Regions from separate parts of the Mus musculus genome. Here all the other regions are linked to region 2. The links are chromatin contacts, found by POLR2A ChIA-PET in ENCODE. All regions are on one chromosome and are shown on one strand. Each heading gives the region's core, a stretch centred on a gene start or an enhancer-like site at or near the end of the contact. The rest is flanking DNA. Distances are from core to core; before and after follow the strand shown.

Region 1 (4,125 bases), core at 1,040-3,539, 180 kb before region 2:
TCTAATGCATTGTGCGCTGCACCACACAGAATCACCTCATGGGAGACATGAGATAATGCCGGAAAAAAAATTTCAAGGGGAAGGGGGGAGAAAAAAAAAAAAAAGAATCAGGTCCAAAGAGTCCACGTGATTTACAGCCACCCCAAGACGCTGTTCATTTTCATCTAGATTGGGCTGTCAGGCTTCATGTGTCCGCCTGGGTTCTCTGTGACACTCTGTGTTCAGAATCGTGGTGGAGCCTGTCAGGCACTTAAGGGGATCAGCTCAGAAACATGAGCAGAGCTGACAGTTTGCCTTGAGAAAGGCCACCCCTCGGCTAGGCATTAAGCAAATCATTTGTGCTGTGCAGCTGCGACCCGCTCCCTGGGGAAATCACACTCGCACCTTTTCTGATACCGTCAAGCCCTGTGGAGCCAAGGTCCAAGAGGGGAGAGCTGACTTCAAACCAATCTGTACAGCTTCACTTGGTAGGGTGTTGAACGGCTGCCCAAGAATGTTGGCATGTCCCCGAACATGCCTCAGCTGAGCCTGCTGGTAGCAGCTCCATTAAAGTATGTCTTATTCAGAGGAACCTTTTTCATAAATAGTAAGTAGGCTATGAGCATTTTTTGAAATGCTTGATCGATTCAAGCAAGGGTTGCAATCTTTCATGTTCTCTACTATACCCAATCATTCCCTGGGCGTCCACTGGCTGAGCATACATCACATTGGGAGGCAAGGAATCATTTTAAAGAGACATCAGCAGATATATCAGACCTGGGCATTAAAGCATAAAAATCTAAGAATTCGAACTGAAGACGCAGAGAGCCCATCACCCATCCTCCTTCAACAAGCCATGAGCTACAGTCCTGTTTCAAGGGACCTGTTTTTCTTTGTTCCAGATGTATCTAGCCTTGCCTCTGGTGGCACACCTTAAATCTGAGACAGTTTATGAGCCACAGTGGGTTAAAAAAAAAATCACAGTCCCGCATCTGAGAATCACCTTTCTTTCCCATTTCAAAATGAACAGAAAAGTTCAGGGCACATCTTAGGATGACACGCACATTCGTGACACCCAGAATGAATCTACAGGTTTGCTGCAATCCTCTGCCGCTCTTTTGACAAAACCTCAAACCGCGTGGAAAGCAGAATGAATCCCATGAACTGAATGGATCCTGGAGACATATGGCTGACAGGCAGCTGGGCTGAATGCAGACCCGAGATTTATCCGCCATCAAAGGAATCGATAATTAAAATGGAGCTCACCTCCATGCTGGGTTTTTTTTTTAAAGTCTAACTACAGGTTTCCCCAAGTTTGCCTAAAATATATATTAAAGCTTAGCATCCATAACATAAGAATATTCATTAGTAATTGTACCCTACCGATCACAAGCATGGGGAAAATTCAAAAGGTAGGGGAAACACACCCACTCACATAATTAGGACATATGTTTACTTAATGTTCCTTTCATTGCTATTAGAGGGAACACTAGCTCAGCAAATCCAAATCACAATGTTTTAACTGTTTCAATATTGTAGCCATAGACCCCAGTCGAGGTGTTTGCCAGCAACCCAGAACACACCCCATTAACAGGGGAGAAAAAAACAAAAGCAATTCTTGCTTCTAGTGGCTTCTTTCTCGGGCTAAAGACAGCTCTCTGGAAAAGGCAGCCTCCAGATCACCTCCCGGGAGCCGGGAGAACAATGAAGAACGTGTTGATCCTGCCTCTTACCTTTTTTCCTTTCCTCTTCCTATGAGCAGGCTTGGCGGGCTTCTCCTTTGGCTCTTCACTCATCTTTCCTTGAGATCAGGGGAGTTGAGACGAGGCAGGAGATCACCTTCCGTGTTCCCACATCCAAACCCACGGCAAAGAGTCACAGCATTGAGACCAAAGTCCATTTAGGGAACTCCCCAGGCAGAGCGGCTGCTTCAAGCCAGCCCTGGCTGCTGTCACGGGCAACTCAGCTCGCCTCAGGGAGGAACTGGGTGTTCTCTCCAGCAAAGCCCTGGTTATTCCTCCAAAGAAAAATCAATATTCCAACCCTTTGTTTTCTTCCTTCCTTTCTTCCTTCTTTCTTTTTCTTCCTTTCTCTCTCTTTTTATTTGTTTTTTTAGCCAGTCGTTACCCCGAGAAAAGATCTTGACAACATTTCAGGGCTTGCTTCTCCACGGTGATTCTAGCTTGGAAATGGTGAGAGAGAGAAAGGGGGAGGCATACGTGCATGTGCGCTGCACACACACACACACACACACACACACACACACACACACACACACACAGGAATAAGCTAGACTGCTGACGAATCTCTGAAGCGTCCCAGGGGCTGGCTCACTGCAGTTTGCAAGCTGGGAAGCCAAGCCGAATGTAAATGCTCTGAGATCAAGCCTCCAGAGGACACATGTGTTGAAAGCATTGGGTATACCCAGGAGGCAGCAGTGGGGGTGGTAACGAGAGATCGGGTTACTGGTTCGTGAAAACACACACACACACACACACACACACACACACACATTCTCTCTCTCTCTCTCTCTCTCTCTCTCTCTCCCCCACCCCCAACCCCAACCCCATGATTAAAAACAATAAAGAGACCTGTTACTACAGAAGACAAAGCTGGATTCTTACCCAGTGAGGTGGTTTTTGTTGTTGTTGTTTGTTTTGTTTTAAAATGTAATTAGCAAAAAATAAATAAAATAAAATAAAATAAAGTTTGCAGATTGCCTAACCAAAGCTATGGACTTCTAATGAAGAATCTGTCACACGGAGCCCATACCTAAGTTGCCAGTACCACATTCAAGCTTTGGTCATGAATATATCAAACCAACCATGAAAAGGAGCCCTCCAGAATATTCAAGAAATCCAAAAGGTTCAGCCCCTGGCTTTTTCTGTGCCAGAAACATCCTGTGCTCCTGGATAAGGCACTCAGGTCAGTGCAGGTCTCTGGCCACATTACAGCCACCACAGGGTCCCCAAGCACACAGAGGCACACACTCCTGCTCTGGGCCACCAAGATTTTGAGAGGTCTCTGGGTGACTTCACTCCTTTGTGGAAAGTCTCCAAAATGGTCCACGCATCGGAACACAGCTGATTTACTGTCGGGTGTGGTCGCTTAAGCATCTTTGGAAAGTGTTAGGAATCCATTCTTGTTAGGAAGGAATAAGGTTCTGGGTCCCCCCCCCCCAATCCCGGCCAGATCACCTTTAAGATGGAAGCAGGTCCCTTGAGCTAAAACACATGTACACTAGGAAGGGAGGAACGAGCGGGAATCCAGAGAGGAGGCTGGCTCAGGGAAGTGGATTTTAATTAATATGATCAAAGACATACAGGAGCGTAAATGAGACCCAGAAGGCCAGTTTTCAGTGAGGTACATGGAGCTATTTAATACTGGAGACACAATGCTAAAATACTGAAGCCAAAATCACCATTTCTCATCTATCATTTAAGCAGGGTTGTACCTATGTTCAACAAATCTGGACTCCCCAAGCGCCACCCCCCTAAAAATGAGTGAGCATGAGGGCAGCTTGAGACAGCTCTGTCATGGACACCAGGGTTACAAGTGCTTGCTCCAGCGACCCATGGAGATCCTGCGCACTGTGGGTTATTTAATGGTTGTTCTGCGGCTGCGCATTACAAACAGTAAACCACCACTCAAAGGCTGGCAGGGAGCATTGATGGCGGTTGCCCCACCCCTCCGTGACCTGGGGGTTCCTTCAGCTTTGAGCAGCTGCTAACCTGTCTCTCCCGTTTCTGCTGCTGTTCTGGAATGTTTCTCTGGCAGAGTAATAAAAGGTAGAAAAACCATTAACACGGTAGGATGGTTCCTTCAAGTTTTTCATTAATTCAGTGCTTGCTCATCTTCAGGACCGGGCAGTCTGGGGAATGATAGTAACGTCCCTGGGTTGATCTGTCCCTGACTGCAGTGAGATGAGCCTGGGCTTATTTGCATTATGCTCTGAGGGAGAAACTATGAAGTCGGTGCTTTGTATGAATTCTCCATAAACTGAACTATCCATGCAGGTAAAGTCAAGTCTGAATATCCCATTTAAATCTTCAACTCTTCACTCGACAAGCCACAGAGATAACCTACCTGCTCTGTCATTTTACCAGAGTACTACTGACATTTTAAAAAAAAATTTTTTTTAGAAAC
Region 2 (4,097 bases), core at 37-2,536:
CTCATTGAAAAAAACATAATCTGCAGGAACACGGGAGAGCTGGAAAATACATCAAGTTACCTGACACAGACATAGAGAGACAGACACTTCATGTTCTTTCTCATAGGCGGATCCTAGCATGTAATGTTCATATGTTAGTGTGTATATAAGGTTCCAACTAGAAAGGAAAGGCTGCCCGAGTGGGGGGGGGGATTAGAGTCATGGACATGGTGATAGGACACAGAGGGCTATGGGCTTGGGGGCGTGCAGTTACGAGGTGCGGGGACTAGGGTTACTGGGAGAAGGGATGAGAAGAATTAACACAGACCAATATTGTCTGAAAATTCCATAGTGAAACTTAATATTATATATATACATATATTAAAGGTGTGTGCCACAATCCTCAGATATATATATATATATATATGTATATATATATATACACACACATATATACACACACACACACATATATATACACACATACATATGTAAACTAATATATTATATATTAATATTATATATTATTTATATTATCCCAGCTTAATATAGAATTTTGAAAGGCATAATCATAAAGTAATTTTAAATGTTAGCAATAGCCAGGTGGTGGTGGCAGCACACGCCTTTAACCCCAGTACTCTGGAGGCAGAGGCAGGAGGATCTCTGTGAGTTCAAGGCCAGCCTGGTCTACAGAGCAAGTTCTAGGTCAGTCAAAATTACACCCAGAAACCTTGTCTCAAAACAAAACAAAATAAAAGTAAGAAACTCTTTTTTTTTTTTTTTTTTTTTTTTGGTTTTTCGAGACAGGGTTTCTCTGTATGTGTAGCCCTGGCTGTCCTGGAACTCACTCTGTAGACCAGGCTGGCCTCGAACTCAGAAATTTGCCCTGCCTTTGCCTCCCGAAAGCTGAGACTAAAGGTGTGTGCTACCACGCCCAGCTAATAACAAGCTCTTGATGTAGTGGTACTGTCACTTTGGTGGCTGGCTATCTAAATTCAATGCATTTGAATTGTGTTAGTCTTGGAGGGAAATTACACACAGAAAGGTAGCTGGAGAAAAAAGAGAATAGATTAGACTGTCCAGAAACAACAGGACGATATTGGAAGGAAAACAGAGCTCAAGAGTCAGTTGGCGCCCGCCCTCCTGCAATTCCTCTGGCCGCGGTTTCCGCTCCCTTTCGCGCTCTGCGCTCCCAGGCAGCCCCGCCCAAGCGTAGCTCAGCTCTGATTGGCTCCTTTGAACGTCTACGTGCAATCGGATTGGCGGATCCCGGGAGCTTTACCGCGGCGAGTTTGAAACTGCTGGCACTCGGCCTCTAAGCTCCTGGAGTTGCTGCGTCCGCGCAGTCCGGAACTGCGGTGTGGCCCCAGCCGGGACAGAGAGGTATGGCGTGAGTCGGACTGGGTGCAGGCTGGGCCTGCGGGGGCTCCACGGGATCTGGGGGTTCCCCCGGGGAAGGGCAGGACATCCATGTGAGCCTGGGGATCCCTTGTGGACGGGTAGGGCCTCCACGTGAGATCTTGGTCTCCTGTGGACGGGTAGGGCCTCACCTAAGTCCGGGATCCCTTATGGTCGGGCATGGCCTCCCTGAGCCCGGGGTCTGGGGTACCCTATGGATGAGCATGTCCTCATCTGAGGCCAGGGTCCCCTATGCAGGAGCATGGCCTACCTGAGCCTGGGGACACTATGGAGGAGCAGGGCTCACCGGAGCCTGGGATCCCTATGGGGGGGGGGGGCAGGGCTCACCCGATCCAGCGGTCCCTTATGGAAGGGCAAGGCTCACTTGAGCCCCGGGTCCTGCGGACGTGCAGGCCCCTACGCGAGCTCCAGGTTCCTGCAGACTGGATGGGCCTCGCTGGAGTGGGCCCGGGTGTGGGCGGGGTGCCAAGTTATGTCCCAGGCCCTGTTGGCTGCCAGTGTGGAGCTGGGCTGCACCAGGCCAGCTGCCTTCGGAGGCCTTAAGTCGGTACTGCCGGAGAAACAGACCCGTGGTCGTTTAAAAAGCTTATTCCTACCAAGGTGCAGAACCAAGAAAGTGTAGGATCGTTTATTTTTAGTTGCCTGTGCTAAGGCCACAGACTGTACCCAGGCAAAGAAGGAGAGAGAGGGAGAACCGCGGATGCCTTCGCGTCCTTGATCGTCTTAAAACATAAATACCGATGAAGGTTCTGATGTGCGGGCCACCATCGCCTGCCCCCAACTTGGATACACTGGGCAGCTTTTAACAGCAGGCCCGGGAGACTGGAAAATGTTGGAAGGAAATAAGCCCAGCTTTCAAGACATGTTAACTCTTTGCTGTCTGTGCAGAGGTGGTTGAAACGTTTAATGCTCTATAGTTATATTAAGTCTCTGTATTGAAGAAAGGGGGTTGGGGGGGGATGCGTTGAAATTTCCTAAACATAATCTCCATAGTTGAGAGTCAATCTTATGTGTCTGAGAATCCCCAGGGTTCAGTGGGATGCCTGGCAGGACCCTTGGACGGGTTTACATTTTCCTTCTGAATTTTTATCTGTTGAGCCGCTGCCTCCTTGTGCAGTGCCAAGAGCTGGGATTCCTGGCTGTGCCCCCACACCCCATGGAGTTGATTTTACTGTGGAAAGAGATCTGTAAGGAACAGCTCACGAGAGGTCAGCCATTCCTTGATGCTCATTCATAAGGATCTTGTCACCCGTGGCAGAGGGCTTTCAAGGAGAAGGCACACCTTTTTCCTACCATTCTTTGTGAGCCAAGAAATTGTTTCTCCCTTGTTCGTGATATTTTTCAAAGCATGATTAGCAAACACACTGTCTTAGCGTTGTTGGGATGAAACACCATGACCAAAGCAAAGGAACTTGGGAAGGAAAGGGTTTAGTTGTCTTGTACTTCCACGTCACAGTTCGGCCTCAGAGGAAGTCTGGACAGGAACCTGGAGGCAGGAGGCCATGGAGGGGGCTGCTTCCTGCCTTCTTTCACATAGCTTGCTCAGCCTGCTTTAAGAACACAGGACCCTATATGCCCACGGATGACCCCACCCACAACGGGCTGAGCCCGCCCCCATCAATCTCTAATTAAGAAACTGACCTAAAGACTTGCCTCCAGCCCCATCCTATGGGAGCATTTTCTTAACTGAGGTTCTCTCCTCTCAAGATGACTTCAGCTTGTGACAATGTGACCTGGCCTAAAGCTAGCCAGCACAGCACAACACCTTCCATTCTTTCTTCTAAGGTGCTTATGGACATTTCTTTCTCTTTGAGTACCTTGAGTGGGATTGTCTGTGGCTGCTTTTGGGAAGCATTCAATTGAATGATTTTTGTTTTTTGTTTATTTCCCCCGAGACAGGGTTTCTCTGTGTAGCCCTGGCTGTCCTGGAACTCACTTTGTAGACCTCGAACTCAGAAATCCGCCTGCCTCTGCCTCCCAAGTGCTGGGATTAATGGCATGTGCCACCACTGCCTGGAGAATTGAATGCTTATAAGGTAAACAGATGCTTTTATTAAAAACAACAACAACAACTGTTATTCCTAGTGGTTGGACTTTACAGTTGTACTTTGTTTCCTTTTGAAACAGTGTTGCAGCGAACGAGGCCACAGGTTGGCCTTGAACTTGTTCTTCCCTGTGCTAGGATTACATCGTGCACAACTTCCTTCTCGCAGACTCTTATTATTTTAAGAAAAACTAAAACAGTACACCATTTTAGTACGGTAGTAGTGTGCTGAAATTCAGCCCTGGGGATCAGGGCCTTTTGCTTTTTTTGGTAAATTTTGAGACATAGTGTCACTAAGTTGCTTTAGCTAGCTGTGTATCAGTCTCCACAGTGGCCGGCTTGACAGGCCTGCTTGCTTTGTGCATGTGAAGGGGCTAAGCCCTTGGCTGTGTAGAATATACAAACGCAGTGTCTGAGAAGGCTCAGAATGGCTCACTTGCAAGAACAGCTAAACCCTAACAAGACCATCTGACCATCTGGGATGACTGACGTTTGCCGGCTACGCGGGAGGCCCTGGAAAAGATGTCTTCCAGATGATGCTTAGACTGTTTTTGAGTTAGTAGCACGGAATCACAGCACTGTTTCCCCTCATTTTAGGGTCCGTCGTAACCTGTTGAGTAACTATGGAAGACTATATCAAAATAGAGAAAATTGG
Region 3 (3,726 bases), core at 69-2,568, 140 kb after region 2:
TTTGGAGTCTCTTGTATGTTTTTATGGCAGGTAGCACAACCTACAGAGAACCTCATGCTGAAACCCCAGGCTGAGTATTCAGTAGTTTCCCCAAAAGCACAGACCAGGGAGATTCAGTCAGGATGTCTCCTCTGCTTGCTACTATCTAGCGTTTCCCAGCTTTCTGTAACTTATCAAGCTTAATGCATGCCTCCACCCCCAATGCCCCAGCATATGTGTACAGGCAGTCCCAAAGGCGCAGCTCTTGTGCTGACGTGCAAAGCCAACTCAGAACCCTGTGCTTGGCTCTCCCTCCTAACTTTTCTGGCTTGTCTGAGTCTAAATATTGACTTTGCTCCTCCGTTGAGTAGTTTGATATGGGATGGAAACCCCACGGCCAACAGTGGAATCAAATGTTATATATACATTTTTTACACAGTCTTGCCTTCCTTCCACTTTTTTGGGGGTGGGTGTGAGTGTGGATCTCTTCTGTGTCTCTCCCCCTACCCCCTGGCTGTGAACCTAGCTGAACACTTAAGTTGAGGTGTGTGCAAGCCCCTCACAAGGCAGCGTGTATTGTTGGCACAGCAACTCACAACAGACTCCCTAGACACAGGGCTAGGGGGGAGGGGAGGGAGAGGGGCGTCATCGTGCATCCAAAGACACTGCTTGGGGCAGGGCAAACACCCAAGGGCTCAGAGCACCCTGCTTCTCGCGTCCCAAGTTCCCCACCAGAGTCCTTCGAGGAAAAGGCGCCTTTCCCCGGGGGCGCGGCAGCACCCGGCCCTGGTGCAACCGGACTGCTAAGGTGCCTGTTGTACGTGTTGTCTGCCGCTACAAGTTAGGGGTGCGGCCGGGGCGGGTGCTCTTCCACATCTCTTCAGCTCACTCCTCTGGGAGGGGACTGTCCCCCCGCATCCCTTCAGCTCACTCTCGCAAACGTTGCTGGGGGAGGGTGGGAACATGGGCCGGGGTCCCCACCTGCCACCCGCGAGGCAATCGGGAGCTGGTGAGGGTGCTCCGCTGCTCACTGGGACACTCAGCACGACACAGCCACCTACCCTGCAGCCGAGCGAGACCTGGCTCCCTCCGCCGCTCAGCAGCGGCCCCCGCCGCGCGCGCTCGCGGGGACGCCGGGACCCTGCGCACCGCGCGCCACCCGCCCGGCGTGGCACAAAGGCAGCATGGCCCAGCCGCACCCGGCCGCGTCCGCGTCCCGGCGCAGGCCACGGGACTCGTCCCCAGGTCGCTGTCGCCGCCAGCCCTGCCCTCCTCCCGCCCCCTTTCCTGGCCAGGCGGGGCACCGGGCGGAACCCTGCGCCCGGGCACGGAGCGAGCAAAGCGGTGGCGGCCTCCGATCGCTCTCTCTCTCTCCACCGTGACGTGAGCAGCCTTGGCGGCTATTTATAACCACACGATTGGATTTCATTCATGAAACCAGGGCCTGGTGTGTCTGAGCTGTGGGACGCGAGGTGGCGAAGGTGCTGCGGCTGCACGCACACCGGAGGGGCCTGGGCTCCAGGGCCGGGATCAGCGTGCGTCCCGCTACCCCGGGGACCCGGCCTTAAGCCAAGCGGAGATCAGAGCAGGGCAGGGTGTGTGCGAGCTGTCCCCGCGCCCCCTCCCCGCAGCATCCCACCCACTCCCGAACATCCGCTGGCCCTCAGTCCTGGGCTCAGGAAAAGTAAGTTGGGCCACTAACCGGCTGGGCAGCATAGCTTTCTTCCCCCTAGGAACTGACCGGCCGCGGACTCCGAGGGAGGACATTGGCTTTTGTTTCAAAACCGAGCCCAGCTGCTGACTAAGCGCTGCGCTGGCCCAGCCTCCTCCCCTGGGCGCTGCACGTGCGGGCTGGCTCTCCCCCTCCTGGTCACCTTCCCCTGCACCGGGCTCAAGGGGTCCCGGCAGGGGGCGGGGGGGGGGGACGCCCAGCTTTTCCCCCCACCCGGTCCTCCCCACCCCCACCTCCCACCCCGAAATCAGCTGTTTTAGAGAGGCTGGGGGGCGGGGGGGGGGAGCTGAAACTGATTTCGGCCTCTTCTGGGTCTGCAGGAAATCTTGGAAGGGAAAACCAGTTTCGGGGACACTGTGGACTTTCAAGCCGATTGTGAGTTCTGGGGGCAGAGTTCTGGTTACTTTTCACGGATCCGCAGAAGAACTGCCTAGGTGCCTAGGGGTGTCTGGCATCACGCGATGCTCTAAGGAGGTGACAGGGAACTGCAACTAACTTGGCTCCTGTCCGCAGGGAACTTTCAGTCCGCCTTCTCAACTGCCTGTTAGACTGGGCTGTGTAATCCGCTCACTCTAGTCCTGCAACGAGACGAGACAGCTGGCGGATTAGGATGTGAATGCCTTCAACTAGGGATGTGCTACGTTTATAAAACCCTTCTAAAGGCTGACATGGAGCACACAAAAAATGGCCACGCTACATCCTTGGCCTCCATCAGTTCTTAGCTAAGGCCTTGCCAGCATCTCGAAAGGGTGGGAAAGATAGATAGCCGTATTTTACTGTGAGGACGGTTACTTAGGGCTATCCTTCAACTTCCCTTAAAAAAATGAATAGCAAACAAAACCCTCTCTCACAGTAACGCCTCCGTCCCTCCTTTTCAGGAAACCACATTTGGTTTTCTTAGATGGACTTCTCTTCCTCCCCAGGATCTCTGGTTTCCAGTCTCTTTGGCAATTTCCTGCCCCTCCCTTAGATCCTCCCATAGCTGGTCTCCAACTCTCGCTATGTTGCCAAGGCTGGCCTTGAACTCCTGCAACCTCGGCCTTGCAGGTTTGTACCACCAACAGGCTAAGCAAACGAAATGTTTTTAAATAAGAAAATGTTGTGCAGGCAACCTGCGGTATTTAAGCAATCCTTAATGTACTGTTGTGGTTGGAGATGGGGTCATCAAGGCCATAACCTTTTGATGCTAGCAAGAGAAGGAAGGAAGAAGTCAAATTCCCGTGTCTGAGGAGTTCAAGGTGGATCGTGACTGAATATGGTCATTTGCTTGGCAAGGGGTAGACTCCCCTCAGCCTGCTTTAAAAGGACACCATGTTGAAAGACTCAATCAATAGATACTCTCTCCAGGAATATATTAGGGAAAGTTAATTAACCCCGTTGTTGCTAACTAGCTACTTCTCGGCAAGTCAGTTCTTTTCAAACTACCTTGGGGCACCGAGGAATAGAACAGTAACTAAGAAATGGGAACTTAGAAACTAAGAAATATGTATTGTGGCCCCAAGTGCAGCGGGGAATGGCTTTCCTCTCTTTTTTTTCCTTAAGATTATTATACCACCACAACTGATGAGGCAGGCCATTGGAACCATTTTACAGATGGGGTAACTGAGGCAAGGGCAATTTGCATTTTTTCAGTATTGTTAGTGGTTGACTTTTGTGCCCCAGGGTCATCGAGGGCTGGCTTTATTTTATCACTAACCTTTGTTGTAACATCCGGTCCCCTTCAGGTGTCTTTCACTTCCTCAGTCACACATTCAAAAGATGAACCTGCCATAACTTTCGAAAAATGCCAGGCATAATGGCATGCCCCTGTGGTTCCCCCACACTGCCAGAGGTAGAGACAGCAGGATGCCTGGGGCTCACTGGTTCTAAAGCCTCTCTGATTCAGTGGCCCCTAGTTCCTGTGGGGGAGGGGGGAAGGGACAGATCCTAAGGAACAACCCCAAGGTTGACCTCTGAACTCCACAAGTACGTGCACAGGCGAGTGCCACCCTTTACCACCCCTCCCCCCACATGGC

Evidence for each region. ChIA-PET counts read pairs that join two places held with the same protein, here RNA polymerase II (POLR2A).
Region 1: POLR2A ChIA-PET joins it to region 2 with 11 read pairs in Patski. The contact joins the promoter of Ank3 here to the promoter of Cdk1 in region 2. POLR2A ChIA-PET finds 5 or more read pairs at or near these places in 2 of 5 experiments (Patski and embryonic stem cell).
Region 3: POLR2A ChIA-PET joins it to region 2 with 15 read pairs in Patski. The contact joins the promoter of A930033H14Rik here to the promoter of Cdk1 in region 2. POLR2A ChIA-PET finds 5 or more read pairs at or near these places in 2 of 5 experiments (Patski and embryonic stem cell).

What each region holds. Positions count from the first base shown.
Region 1 is chr10:69,531,872-69,535,996 of GRCm38, reverse strand. It overlaps Ank3 (ankyrin 3, epithelial), which reads right to left and starts at 2,289. Exons shown (of 43, transcript NM_146005.3): 1 at 1,713-2,289. The coding sequence starts at 1,775. Gm51806 (a long non-coding RNA gene) reads right to left here and starts at 1,707. Exons shown (of 2, transcript XR_003949008.1): 1 at 1-1,707.
Region 2 is chr10:69,350,101-69,354,197 of GRCm38, reverse strand. It overlaps Cdk1 (cyclin-dependent kinase 1), which reads left to right and starts at 1,286. Exons shown (of 8, transcript NM_007659.4): 1 at 1,286-1,362; 2 at 4,040-4,097. The coding sequence starts at 4,066.
Region 3 is chr10:69,210,690-69,214,415 of GRCm38, reverse strand. A930033H14Rik (RIKEN cDNA A930033H14 gene) reads left to right here and starts at 1,318. Exons shown (of 2, transcript NM_001331193.1): 1 at 1,318-1,663; 2 at 2,032-3,726. The coding sequence starts at 1,411. The coding sequence ends at 2,090. It overlaps Rhobtb1 (Rho-related BTB domain containing 1), which reads right to left and starts at 1,222. Exons shown (of 11, transcript NM_001252637.1): 1 at 1,041-1,222.